Regions from separate parts of the Homo sapiens genome. Here region 1 is linked to region 2. A link is an interaction called in ENCODE POLR2A ChIA-PET data of the cell type or tissue named here. Cell type or tissue: Panc1. All regions are shown on one strand.

What was found. Peaks named below come from ENCODE experiments on the same cell type or tissue, not always from the same donor. Only the 100,000 strongest peaks of a DNase experiment are listed, where the experiment ranks them.
Region 1: POLR2A ChIA-PET joins it to region 2 with 6 read pairs; 2 of 35 experiments call an interaction of 5 or more read pairs at or near these places.

The regions. Positions count from the first base shown.
Region 1 is chr14:100,409,496-100,411,995 of GRCh38, forward strand. All of the region lies in intron 2 of WDR25 (WD repeat domain 25), which reads left to right. Among named protein-coding and RNA genes, the nearest start is that of WDR25, 34 kb to the left of the region's middle. RefSeq lists enhancers at 371-872, 873-1,372. In Panc1, no CTCF peak of the experiment used is centred here; no DNase peak of the experiment used is centred here; H3K27ac peaks cover 78 bases.
Region 2 is chr14:100,568,013-100,570,512 of GRCh38, forward strand. The region is part of intron 1 of BEGAIN (brain enriched guanylate kinase associated); the gene reads right to left. Among named protein-coding and RNA genes, the nearest start is that of BEGAIN, 18 kb to the right of the region's middle. In Panc1, no CTCF peak of the experiment used is centred here; no DNase peak of the experiment used is centred here; H3K4me3 peaks cover 1,976 bases; H3K27ac peaks cover 1,816 bases.

The sequences.
Region 1 (2,500 bases), 160 kb before region 2:
CACCTGGCACTTGAAAAGATGAAAAGTAAGAGCCCCATCATTGCTGTTAGGCACACAAAGGAGGAGAAATTGCTGTGGGTGATCCCTGGTTGTATGAATATTGAGAAGAAATTAAGTAAAGGCTGTGTTTCCTGACACTGATGTATTAGAACATGGAGTAACTTTCTACAGGAAATTGGAACAGGGATCCCTTTAAATTGAATTTGAAGCTGTGAATAGCAAACCTGCACTTGGCCCTGTGTGTCCTAATGCAAGTTAAGTAAGCAGTTTCCTGGGTGAGAGTTAAGTACTTTAGGGATATGGGTTAATGTTGAGGCCAATGTGGCTCAAGTTAATAAATTGCCTCTCGCGTGTATTGTCTGTGAAGATGCAGAAGAGTAATTTGCTTCCTGCAGAGCTGCTCCAGAATTCTCATACTTAGTTTATTAGATTTTTGGCCCAATACATTTTTTCCCTCTCATTGGTTTTGTTGATAATAATTACTCACCCCCTTCCATCTCTCTATGGATTTCTCTTGGTTTTAATTGTTTTCAGTAGCCACAAAAGTTTACCATTTCAGAAAATAAGTGTTTTAAAATAAGAATAGTCTTGGCCAAACCCCATCTGAGTTTCCAGAGGGAGACAGTCAAAGCTCTATTGTTAAAGTGATTCTGGGGGCAGTGGCCACTGAGATTAGGAAAAAGCCAGCGCTCCCTTCGTCAAACACGTCAGTGCTCGTCCCTGGCCTAGGGAGCTCTCTGGGAACTGGCTTCCTGAGGTTTTTACATATGCTCTGGAATCTGGAGTGAGGGTGTATGCGTCAAGGGCCTCCCAGGGAGACGGTGGAGGATACAGAGGACCGGCTCCCCCATGCTGCTGGTGTTTAGTTCTTGACCCTGTGGGCTCAGGGGGTGGAGAGAACATCGAGAATTGTACCCACCACTAGGCACCATGTGAGGGGCCAGCAATACCTAGCTCACAGTCTAATAAATCAGTTAATTAACAGGGTAATTATAAGTTGCACAGTGGTATTTCCTGGGAAATGGAGAAAAATGGCTGGGTGGGTAGGGGAGAAGACAGCATGCAAGCTGAGGTTGGAAGCCTGAGGAAGACATGGGTCCGTCCTTGCACGGAGGACAGCCCGTGCCGAGGCTGAGAAGAGCTTGGTGTGTGGCAGGAGGTGGAATGCAAGGCAAGATTTGTCTTCAGATTATTCCTTATAAAGAGAGTGTTCACTTTATACTTGGGTCTTTTAGAATTTTCTTAAACTACAGGACACTCACTTTTGGATGCGAAGTTTAAGCAGATTTTTTTTTTTTTTTTTTTGATACAGAGTCTCACGCTGTCGCCCACACTGGAGTGCAGTGGTGCAATCATGGCTCACTGCAGTCTCTACCTCCTGGGCTCAAGCGATCCTCCTACCTTAGCCTCCTGAGTAGCTGGGACTACAGGTGTGCACCACCACGCCTGGCTAATTTTTGTATTTTTGGTAGCAATGGAGTCTCGTCATGTTGCCCAGGCTGGTGTGGAACTCCTGAGCTCAAGCAATCCGCCCGCCTCAGCCTCCCAAAGTACTGGGATTATAGGTGTGAGCCACCCTGCCTGGCAAAGCAGATCTTTTGATACTTTGTCCAGAACATAATTGGTTTCAAATATTTACCCATCACACATTTAAATAGTCTCTGGTAAGCCATTTAATGGTAGATCCATTCCTGAAGGCCATGTTGCTTTGTGCTAGGCTCAGACCCCAGCTTCCTAGCTCTGTGATGCTGGGCAAGCAACCCCAAGGTGCCTCTGTTTCCCCATGTGTAAAACAGAGAAAATAGTACAGAGGGTCTCATGCTCTTGGGTCACAATTCCCTTAGTGCCACTGTCACATTTTTCACAGCACTCCTAGGCCAAAACAAACAACTTAATTAACAGTCCTGTTTACTAAGGAGTGAGGACCAAACAACTTAAATACTTATGTTGTAACAACACCTGTTGGTTCTCAAACATTGGAAGTAGGTTGGATGCTGCCACCCTCATGGTCTGTTCCACATTGATTTTCACTTGCTTTTTGCTTTTTTTTTTTTTTCTCGAGATAGAGTCTTGCTCTGTCACCCAGGCTGGAGTGCAATGGTGCAGTCTTGGCTCACTGCAACTGCTGCCTCCCAGGTTCAAGCCATTCTCCTACCTCAGCCTCCCTAGTAGCTGGGACTACAGGCACCCGCCACCACACCCAGCAAATTTTTGTATTTTTAGTAAGACAAGGTTTCACCGTGTTGGCCAGGCTGGTCTCAAACTCCGGACCTCAGGTGATCCACTCACCTTGGCCTCCCAAAGTGTTGGGATTACAGGTGTGAGCCACCATGCCCTGCCTGGTTTTTGCTTTTTATCACGGCAACTATTGAAAACTCAGCTTTGCAGAGATATGATGTCATCTAAAGAAATGCAAAAAGATCTAATGTTGAATGTAATGTTGAAACCTCAGCTAGCAGTCTGCATGTTGTCTAGCAGATATTGCTGTTTCCCTTAAAAT
Region 2 (2,500 bases):
ACAGCGGGCACGGCCGGGCAACCCCGCGGGGCCCCGTCCGTGGGAAGCCCGGCGCCGCGCGTCCCCAGCTTCCAGTCCCGGCCGCGGCCCCCGTGACTCAGTGGGCGCGCCGGGCCGCGGCCGAGTAACAGGTGAGCCCGCCCGGGCCGCCGCGCTCCCCGCACCGAGTTACGCCCCCCGGGGCGAAGAAGGGGCCGGCCCGGGATGGCCCGGCCAGGGGCGATCTCGGCCTCGCCCGGAGGAGGGGGACTCGGCCTGTCCCCGTTAACTCTCCGGCGGCCGCGGCCCCGCTGCTCCCCCCGCCCCGCCCGTTAACCCTTCCTGCCCCGCGCTCCCTCCCGGAGGAAGCCGAACCCCGGAATCGCAGAACCTCCGAGTCGGAGAATGTTGGGGAATTCGGGGCCGTGCAGGATTGCAGAACCTGACACTCACACAATCCGAGGGCGATGGCATTTGGAGCCTCGACTCCTCAATCAGGGACCCGCTGCCCTCAGATTCTGGGGTTTTGGGCCTGGCTTGCCCCTCCCGGGCCCCAGGGATTAACCCGTGAGCGCCCGGCTCGCCGGCGGGGCTCCCTGCCTTGCTTGCGCAGACCCGCCCGCGCGCGGCTTGGAGACCCTCCCTGCCCAGCCCCGCTCAGCCGGGCAGCCCCTCCGCGCGCCGGGCAGGGGGACCCACCCGCCGCCGTTAACCTTGTGGGCGCGGGCGAGCGACGGGGACCGCGAGCGGCCCGGGCGGGATCGCACTTCCTGCGTGGAGCTGGGGGCGCCGGGCGGGCTCTCTATCACCCGGGAGAGGCCGCTCCCCGGGGCTTTGCCCGTCTTTCTGTGCCGTGACTGGCACTCAAGGGGGACAGGGGTCCGAGCTCAGGGACCACGCGACAGACCTGGGAAGACTGATGACTGCCCATCCCGGCCCCTCGCGCCGGGCGCCGCCGCCGCGTCCGCCGGGAGCGCGCTCCGCTCGGGTCCGGGCCCCACGCCGCCTCCCCCACCGCCCCGCCGGGCGAGGGCGCAGCCCGGCCGCAGCGCCAAGCTAGAAGGCCCGGCCCCGGGGCCTCGGCCAGGCTCGGCCACCAACTTCCCGGGTGCTCGGGCCGGCCTTCCGGCGCTCTCCCGGCCTCAGTTTCCTCACCTGAAAGCTGGGGGGAAGGGGGAGGCAGCTGGACGAGGCGCTCCACTGCCCTTCCGCACCCGCGGGCTGCGGATCGGCTGGGGTGGGGGAAGGAATTTCAGGGGAAGGGATCCCTAAGGCGCCCGGATGGCGGTTCCCCTCCCCAGACGCTCTAAAAGTTGTCCAAGACCACAAGCCTGGACCCCTCCATAAACCCTCCTCCTGCAAGACAAGGAGTTTGCCGGGAAGACTTTGCCGCCGGCCAGCGCGACCCCCACACCGCTCTCTTCCCCAGGCCCACCTTTCCGGGTCCCCATGACAGCGCTTCTCATGCTAGGTCCCAGCATACAGCAGGCGCTCAATAAACACGGACAGTGCATGCCTGGATCCTACGGCACTGGAGCCTGTCTTTCCTGGCCCTTTCCCCTCCTGGCTGTGAGCTCCCGGGCAGGAGCCCTGTGTTCTCACCAGGACACCCCCAGCACCCAGCAGGCTTGGCCTGCGCTGAGCCAGCGCAGGGTGGGAGGAGCCGTCCACTCAGAGGGTCAGACCTGAACCAGGATCAAACCAAACCCAAGAAATCCAAGTGTTCCTCCATCCACGGACACCCACTCGTTCACTAGCTCTGGGCTAAGTTCTCCAGCAGAGAGGGGACAGCAGACAAAGCAGAGAGGGGACAGCAGAGGAAGCAAGCTCTGCTCTCCAGGGGCTAATGAGGAAAACCCCCTCCGCCCCCCTCCGGTCCTGGGAGGCCACCCTCAGCAGAATGGCCACGGTAGTCATAACAATAACGTCCACCGCCCCTTACACATCATAGCGCTTCCCACGGCTCCTCACCACAGCTCTGCCATGGAAGCCCCGGACCCCCTATGCGGGAGCAAAGCTCCAACAGAGAAGAGGCTTGCTGGAGATCCCGCAGCTGAAGGGGCCCAGCTGCGCCTGGACCCCACTGCTCAGGAGCCTTTCCCACCCAAAGGCTGTCTCTGGTTGCCAACCTCAATCACTCACGGCGAATGACCTGCCAGGGAGTTTGTCTAAAATTAATAAGAATGTATTAAAATTTAATTTTAAAAATCTAGCATTAATTATTTACATTGAATGTTTCAGCCCTTCTAAAAGGCCTGGATGGGAATTCCCCCCACCCCCAGAAGGGAACTGGGGGGAAAGGCAGGGGAGGTTGCTGAGCTGCCCTGGTGGAGCAGTGGGGGCTGGGCAGGGCAAGAGACAGGCAGGGAACAGGCAGCCCCTGCCCTTCAAGCCTATTCTAGAGCCTGAAGCCTGGCTTTGATGCTGCTGTAGCTCAAATCCTCCTCTGACCCATTGCCTTCGGGGCAACCACTGCCCTCCCCCTTGGAGGCTGTATCCTCCATGCGGCCCTCTGTGGGAA